2 separate regions of the Homo sapiens genome follow, and region 1 is linked to region 2. A link is an interaction called in ENCODE POLR2A ChIA-PET data of the cell type or tissue named here. Cell type or tissue: HCT116. All regions are shown on one strand. Each heading gives the region's core, and the rest is flanking DNA. Links, peaks and the distances in the headings are about the cores only.

The links. ChIA-PET counts read pairs that join two places held together with the same protein. Peaks named below come from ENCODE experiments on the same cell type or tissue, not always from the same donor. Only the 100,000 strongest peaks of a DNase experiment are listed, where the experiment ranks them.
Region 1: POLR2A ChIA-PET joins it to region 2 with 5 read pairs; 2 of 35 experiments call an interaction of 5 or more read pairs at or near these places.

Annotation. Positions count from the first base shown.
Region 1 is chr6:152,399,976-152,404,372 of GRCh38, reverse strand. SYNE1 (spectrin repeat containing nuclear envelope protein 1) reads left to right here. Exons shown (of 146, transcript NM_182961.4): 46 at 59-160; 47 at 3,032-3,235. SYNE1-AS2 (SYNE1 antisense RNA 2) reads right to left here and starts at 2,127. Exons shown (of 2, transcript XR_007059819.1): 1 at 1,706-2,127. In HCT116, for the core only: no CTCF peak of the experiment used is centred there; a DNase peak (open chromatin) is centred at 2,222.
Region 2 is chr6:152,312,991-152,317,387 of GRCh38, reverse strand. It overlaps SYNE1 (spectrin repeat containing nuclear envelope protein 1), which reads left to right. Exons shown (of 146, transcript NM_182961.4): 87 at 402-539. Among named protein-coding and RNA genes, the nearest start is that of SYNE1-AS1, 65 kb to the left of the region's middle. In HCT116, for the core only: no CTCF peak of the experiment used is centred there; no DNase peak of the experiment used is centred there.

The DNA of each region.
Region 1 (4,397 bases), core at 269-4,268, 87 kb before region 2:
AATGCCAAATATAGCATGTCAGTGTTTTTGATTAGTTATGTTTCTTCCCTTTTGGCAGTCTGAAGTTAAAAACAAAGCATTGAGATTGGAAGAACTGCATTCCAAAGTTAATGATCTGAAAGAATTAACTAAAAATCTAGAAACACCGCCAGACCTTCAGGTAAGCATTTTGTAATAACTACTAGACTTCCATCCATTTTGTAATTACTACCATATACTAGACTTTCTCTGTCTCTGTGTGTGTGTGTGTGTGTGTATATATATATATCTCATATATCTATATCTCGTATATATCTATATCTGATACATATATCTCATATACATCTATATATGTATCTCATATATATATATCATATATATGTATATCTCCTTTATATGTCCTCGATGTTATCATCATCACCATAATTCCAAGGAAACATGTGGATTGTATCAGACATGGGAGTCAAAATATTAATATATTTCCACATTCCTTCAGCCAGTATTAATAGCATATTTCCAACTCGAATATTATAATAAGGGTAGTTCTTTTTTTGCCTACTGAATTTCGGAAGCATTTCAGCCAAGTTGCCTCATGGACCATTTCATGTCTAGACAGGAACAGAACCCCCTCTTTTTTTGGTGTTTTTGATGTTGGTTGTTTGTTTGTTTATTGAGACAGGGTCTCACTCTGTCACCCAGGGTGGAGTGCAGTGGTGCAATCTCGGCTTACTGCAACCTCTGCCTCCCAAGCTCAAGCAATTCTCCCACCTCAGCCTCCCTGGTAGCTGAGACTACAGGCACGTGCCACCATGGCAGGCTAATTTTTTAAATTTTTTGTAGACAGGAGGTTTTGCCATGTTGCCAAGGCTGGTCTTGTACTCCTGAGCTCATGCAATCTGCCTGCCTCAGCCTCCCAAAGTGCTGGGATTACAGGTGTGAGCCACTGCGCCCAGCCTAGAAACCCTTCTTATGAATGTTGATGTTCTTATTGATATTTTCCTAATGCTGTTACTGAATAACTGGGTTTAGAGGGATCACCACTATAAACCTCCCTTCACGGCCCTTCAGATGGCACAAATCCACGGGAACCATGAAGCAGGCCAGGGTAGATCAGCACTGGTCAGAACACCTGGGCTACTTCAGTGCCCAAGCCCTGGAAGCATCCAGCATGGTGGGTCTCTTTTGGCTGGCAGCCCCACTGGCTCCAGGCTCAGGTTTCTGCTGCATCCCTTTAGCTTCCATATGTGTTGCTGCTTCTGTTGATTTTCTCTACATTTCCTTTCTTCTTCTTGTGCTTTCTCTTTGATTTGCTACTTTGGGCTAAGCAATCAATCTAGTTGATCAGTTATGCTTTTGCTCTGACCTGAGACTGCTTGTTCAGCAGTACCATTAGGGATGATATACATGCACAGGAATGCTAGAAGTTTCGTGTGAAGTAAGAAGACACAAAGGAGGTGCTATCCATATGCAAAAAAGATAAAGAGTCCTTATGCATGCCGCCTGTGTTGGGGATATCAATGGTTAACAGTTGGACTTTTACAGAGTTGAGCAGGATCTTCAGAGAGTTATTGGTGTACTCTAGTCTTCTCTTTCTTCCTTTCTCTCTCTCTCTCTCTCTGTTTCTCTCTCTCTCTGTCTTTCTCTCTCTCACACACACACACACGTGTGCACATACATGCACCCCTATGTATACTCAAGGAAGAGGTGAGGGGGTGGCTTACCTTACCTCAAGGCAGAAGGGTTCCGGCAGTGCCACCTGAAGAACAGGATATTTGTCCCCTGCATTTGGCAGGCATGGGAGTCTGATCTCTATCCCCCAAAGAATCCTAAAAGTGACAGACAGGCTGGCTAACTGCTGCTATATTTGCCAAAGGATAAATGATGGCTTGTGGGGTCCTGCACCTCAAAGTTAGTTGGAGGTAAATGCCAGAGGTCACTCTGGCCCAAATATGAACCAGGAGAGGAAAAGAAAGGAAGAGACCACCATATGAGGATATTATAGGTGGCCTAAGAAGGCTATCTGGAGGATAAACAGACCTTAGCAATGAGAAGTTAAAGAAAGGCCTCCAGGCTGAGGAATGAGAAAGTAAAGAGCCAAAGAACAGCGCACTGTCGTGTCTAGGGAACTTCACTGGGAAGTCCAAGCATGAAAAAAGTCAGAAAAACACAAGACCAAGGCCTATGGGAGGAGGAATGAATGCTAAACCTTGCCTGGCCTAGAGGGCACAGATGCCCATCCAGTGAGTCAGAATGCCTCACCCGCCTCCTGCCAGTCTGAGCCTATGGGAGAAAGAAGCCTTACACAGGGTGGCAGAATAGAAATAAAATGAAGGAAGAGAAAGAAAGATATTTACTCCCTTCCACACTGTTGGTCTCCTGCTCCCAGCAGATCTGAGGTGGGGGTAAGAATAGAAGCCTTCAATTTAAGTTAAGTTCAAAGTTTTCATTACCAAATAGGCCAGGATGTTTGAATTGTGGAATTGAGATTGTTTTTCAATGTATAGTGACTATATGTCCTTTGACTAACTAGGGGGCCATAGAAGTCGACCCTCCTCAGCTATATCATCCAGGGAAAAGAGAATAACTAGCCCCACTCAATATTTTAAAGCAACAGTGGGGACAAAAATAAAATTGTTTTATGATAAAATCCTACAGTGATGTTTGCCCCAGATAGTGTTACATCTGAGCAGACAATGGGTATTTCCAGGGAGAATCAAGAGCAGATTTTTGGTCACCACCTGGGAATTCTGGGTAGGTCTAGCTCTACTTTCAGAATGCCCTCTCACATCTTCCCTGGAACCTCAGTTAGAGCTTCCACTCTCCCACCCAGTGTTAACACAATCCTTCCTCTTTCTATTTGCCCATCACTTCATGTGTTTGGCAACTGTGTCCACTGATTTTCCTTCTTGGAAAGGCATATTAACATTGGAGCTGGCTTCCATGATGAGACTTGTGTGGCTTTGACAATTAAGCTGCACGTGAACAGAATTTCTACTGAATGAGTATTCTTCTGGTCTTCAGAGATATTGATGAAATCTTGCTTGATATTTAGTTTATAGAAGCAGACTTAATGCAGAAACTGGAGCATGCCAAAGAAATAACTGAAGTAGCAAAAGGAACCCTGAAGGATTTCACGGCTCAAAGTACACAAGTGGAGAAGTTTATTAATGACATAACAACATGGTTCACAAAAGTGGAAGAATCGTTGATGAACTGTGCCCAAAATGAGACTTGTGAAGCATTGAAAAAAGTCAAGGTAGGTAATAAACTATCATTAAGTGCTTCCATTCAAATGGTGATTGTAGTTCTGTTTTGTGGTGACTATAATAAAAAATATAACCTCTGCTCTCAGTTACCCATATGAACACCAGACCAACTTATTTATGACATTGAACACAGCAAAGTAAGCAACACGTGAAGAACTGGGTGCAGGTGTTCAGAAATCAAAAATGAATACCTTGAAAATAGAAAGCATGTGTTGCTGTAGTGCCTGCTCAGAGTCTATGCTTGTTCAAAGTTTTTTTTTCTTTTTTATAAAAGGGTGGAGCCTCTGGAAGAACTATGTGACTTCCACAAATTTTCAAACTTGAGTATCCAATAGTTTTTCATCACTTAATTATATTTATTGGTCACTGTGACTTCTTTCATCCAGATAATGTATATTTTTTGAAAAAGAAGAAGTTGAGAAAACATTCTATTTCCATGTTTTCTATTTTTTTATTTTTATTTTTTGAGATGGAATCTCACTCTGTCACCCAGGCTGGAGTGCAGTGGCACAATCTGGGCTCACTGCAACCTCCCCTCCCAGGTTGAAGTGATTCTTCTACCACAGTCTCCCCAATAGTTGGAACTACAGGCACCCACCACCATGCCCAGCTAAGTTTTGTATTTTTAGTAGAGATGGGTTTCATCATGTTGGCCAGGCTGGTCTCGAACTCCTGACCTCAAATGATCCACTGGCCTCAGCCTCCCAAAGTGTTGGGATTACAGGTGTGAGCCACCACACCTGGCCCATTTTCATGTTTCCTATCCATATTAATAGATAACATTCCTAATTAGCTATCTGTAAAGGACAAGCACTGAGTTGACTTTTCAACAAATGCAATTTGTTCTCTTTTAGCATATTTCCTTACTGTACTAGAAACTGAGGTCTTTTTTCCTTTTTTTTTTTTAAATTAACTACTGGTGCTTTTGGTGAGCACGTGACTCTGAAACAAAGTTCAAGTGTCTCATTGAAGAATGTGAACTGCGATGGTCTCTAATCAATTGACTAAACCCAAGATCATGGACTGGAATCTATAAGGACCTATTCAGTTTGCTTGAAATGCTAAATTATACCTCACCTCCTAACTACTTCCCAACAGCTGTTTGTTCCCAAGGAGAACTGGGCAAAATTCTGAAAGAATCAGTACAGATCT
Region 2 (4,397 bases), core at 242-4,241:
TAACAGGGCATGGTTGGCACGTGCCTGTGGTCCCAGCTACGTGGGAGGCTGAGGTGGGAGGCTGAGCCCGTAAGATTGAGGCTGTAATTAACCATGATCCAGCTGCTGCATTCCAGCCGGGGTGACAGTAAGACCTTGGAAAAAAAAAAAAAAGAAAAAAGAAAAAAGAAAGAAAAAGAGGAATAATTCAATCATATTAAGAACTTGAGCTTTATCCTAAGGTCACTGAGAAAGCTTTGACAGATTTTAACAGGGAAACGATCTTTTGATACCATTGAATATCATAGGTATTATAATGATCAACCCCTAAGACTGTTGTGTCCAAAGAGAGAGAAGACTGATTTATAGCTCAAGAAACTGAGGAGTTTACATTTGTTACATTAATGTTACTGGTTTTTCAGGCAGCATCACATTTAGAAGAATACAATGAAATGCTTGAATTAATTTTGAAGTGGATTGAAAAAGCTAAAGTCTTGGCTCATGGAACTATTGCATGGAATTCTGCAAGCCAGCTTCGGGAACAATATATTTTGCATCAGGTAACCTTAGGAAAAATAATCTTTAAAAAGTAACCAAGGGCAATTTGATTTAACTGGGTAGACTGACACAACACTTAGAGGGCTGTGATGTAAAATTTTTGGAGCTACCAGATAAAAAGAATGCTAAGGTACCCCTAAGTTGTTCAGTAGTTGGACAGAAAGGAGCTTCTCATGAAATTTCATGAAATTGAATAAATAAATATCCTTGATCTTCCCTAAACCTACCTTACACCAAGACCCAAACCAATCAGCCTTGTAGAACTCATTTTCTGTAGCTTCTTTGAAATAATTATCTGCAGGGATCTGGTGGGAAATTCTTTCCTGTGAAGAGATGCAATGAAGTGTGGAAAGATTCTAGACTCCACACTCAGACTGGTGGGAAAACCAAGCTCCGCCATGCAGGGCTGTGTGATTTGGAGCAGAATGCTTTGCCTCTCTGAATTCTGTCTTCTCATCATTTGTATGAAGACGTAAATAATATTCGTATTTCAGACTTATGAGATCAAGTGGTTTAAGGTACACACGTGCAAACGTCTGCCTGGCACATGCAGGTGCTCAGTGGGAGATCTCCCGCCTCCTCCCTCAGCCCTCACCCAGGCCTGTCATCTGGCCTTCCACAGGAGGTCGGGCAGCCCAGAGCAAGCCATGAGTCCACATCACATGCTGGCTATGTTAGTTCATTTCCTCTGAAGTTACATGAGAAAAATGTTCCTTTTCTGTCAGTCACGTCATCCAGGAAATTATTTCATCCTTTTGTAACTTAAGCTTAAATTAGACACAGATAGTTAATAGGCTAGTTATCATATAATAAAATATAGGGTGACTTTTATAGGAGTTACATGGGTATCGAGTATTCTAGATTTTTGTCTCTTATATTATTTATGTATCCTTGTGGCCTTTAAATGAATCCCTGTTTCCATTCTTGTTTACAGGGTTCTAGATCAAAGCCTCATTTTTCCATTTTTGGAATGCTTTAACAGCTTCTAATTTTTCCCTATATTCACAGTCTTTCTTCTCTGATCAATCTTGCGTATTCTTCCCACAATGTCTTTCTTAAGCAACTCCAATCTTTTGCTTTAAGATATGCTTAGATATGAACAGACAGGACTTAAGTTACCACTGATTTGAAAACAATGAAAAAAAGCCAACATCCTTAGAAGTCTAGAAATGCAAATTTCAGCAAAAAAAGAGAGGAAGAAAGACAAACTTAACTGTCACATTCATACTGTTTCTTTCAAGTTCATATTTAAGGAAGTGAGAGCTCTCAAACATTGCTGGTATCCTGGTAAAATCTCTTTGAAAAATAATTGGCAAAATGTATGGTGATTGTCAAAAATGTTGCTACTCTGGGCCACGTGCGGTGGCTCACACCTGTAATCCCAGCACTTTGGGAGGCCGAGGTGGGTGGATCACAAGGTCAGGAGTTCAAGACCAGCTTGGCCAATATGGTGAAACCCCATCTCTACTAAAAATACAAAAGTTAGCTGGGCATGGTGGTGGGCACCTGTAGTCCCAGCTACTCAGGAATCTGAGGCAGGAGAATCGCTTGAACTCGGGAGGTGGAGGTTGCAGTGAGCCAAGATCATGCCACTGCACTCCAGCCTGGGTGACAGTGAGACTCCATCTCAAAAAAAAAAAAAAAAAAAAAAAAGTTACTACTCTGGCCTGTTGGCTCCTTTTGGACTCCTTTTTATGGCTACAATCCAAAATATAGAAAATATTTTCCACAGTATTAATAACTGTAGTGAAAGTTTAAAGAAAACTTAAATGTGAAATAATTTTTTTCCAAGTAAATATTTGCATATAATAAAATATAATGAAGTCCTTAAGGTTATCATGACTTTTTTTTTCTTTTTTGAGACAGCATTTCGCTCTATCGCCCAGGCTGTAGCTCAGTGGCGTGATCTCAGCTCACTGCAACCTCGTCATCATTGCAGTGAGCCGAGATCACGCCACTGAGCTACAGCCTGGGCAGGTTCAAGTGAATCTTGTCCCTCAGCCTCCTGAATAGCTGGAACTACAGGCACGTGCCATCACACCTGGCTAATTGTTGCATTTTTAGTAGAGATGGGGTTTCGCCATGCTGGCCAGACTGGTCTCAAACTCCTGGCCTCAAGCGATCTACTCGCCTTGGCATCCCCAAATTCTGGGAATACAAGCGTTTGTTTATTTATTCAACAAACATACAGTCCTTTCCCAAACTAGGACTTTGGTTAGGCATTTAGGGTACAAAGGATATTCCCTGTCCCCACCCCAGGGAGTTGATTATTTAGGGGAGGGGACAGATAGAAGGAAACAGTACAATATAGTGTGATTTGTGCAAAGACAGAGGGCCCAGGTGCTGAAGGAGCCCACAGGAGTGTGCTCAACCCAACCGCCCACCAGGGGTTTAAGAGGAAAGTGCAGAAAGGCTTCTCAGGAAAAGGTGATGATGGGCTGAGTCCTGAAAAACATGACAGCCTACTTGTGGAATGTGTTTAGATAAAAATGTATGCTGAAATCCTAGCAGTAAATGTGAGGAGTGTTTTCTGGTGCTGGTACAAGGGATAAGAGATAAGAATAGAGAGATAAGAAAAAGATCCTAAAAGTCTGTTGGGAATTTGGACTTTATCCTGAAGTCACTCTGAAGCCTCTGAAACTGATATTCTGCCTGCAAAGGACAAGTTCAGACTTGTATTTTCAGAAAGCAAATTTAGCAGCCTTTGGAAAACACATTGAGGACAGTAAGACAATATAAAAGATGGTTTCAGTATTTCAGTAGAAGATGACAAGGCCTCTCTTTGGAGATTAGGAGGAGAAGACAAAGTCAAGAGATACTAAGCAGCTGGAATTCTCCAATTTGGAGACTGAATTGGGTGAAAGAGAGGGAGGAGTCAACGATGAAAGACAGGGAGGAGTCAAGGATGATTCCCAGGTTTCTATGACTCGAGCAGTAGGGTGGGTTGACTGCATCATGGGGCACAGTGAAAAAGACACCAGGTCCTGAGATGATCTGGCTCAGAAGCTGAAGAGAGAACGCAGACTGTAGACTCTTTTGGTGAGTTCTCACGTGCCCCCTTTAGGAAGTAAAGCAGCCTGTGTTTATTTAAAAAGAGTGCACTGTGAGAAAAGCCATTGTGTTCTTTGAGAGGCCAAGAGGGGTGGATCACTTGAGGTCAAGAGTTCGAGACCAGCCTGGCCAACATAGTGAAACCCCATTCTCTACTAAAAATACAAAAGTTAGCTGGACGTGGTTGGGAGTGCCTGTAATTCCAGCTGCTCGGATGGCTGAGGCAGGAGAATCGCTTGAACCTGGGAGGCAGCCGTTGCAGTGAGCTTAGATCGCGCCATTGCACTCCAGCCTGGCCACAGAGCAAGACTCCATTTCAAAAAAAAAAAAAAAAAGAAAAGAAAATCCATTGTGTTTTTTCTAATGTCAGAGATGTGAGAACCAGAGTGACTTCGTAGGGGCCTGAATAGGGGCTGGGTAAATGAGGATGACACCTATTGGGTAGCATTCCCACGTCAGGCATTCTTAGTCACAGAATAATTATGGTTAGACAGGTTGATAATGCTAACTGAAGATACCCAGGCCTTAATAGATCTGGGAAATAACAGACTCAGGCAATGTCCTGATATCCTGGTATCTTAAGAACAAAAGCATTCTTGGATCTATATTTAAAAAATAATTTTAACATAGATTCTTATAGAAGACAGCAGTTACACAAAGATCAACAATCTTTTGTCACAGGCCCTTGCAGAGCATATCTCCGCCGTGATTTTTTGCTTTGTTGTCTTATATATAAGCAGACATTGTACCTAAGGTGGATGCATTTCTTTTCCTGCTTTTGGGGACACCCTGCTTTGTCAATGGAGTAG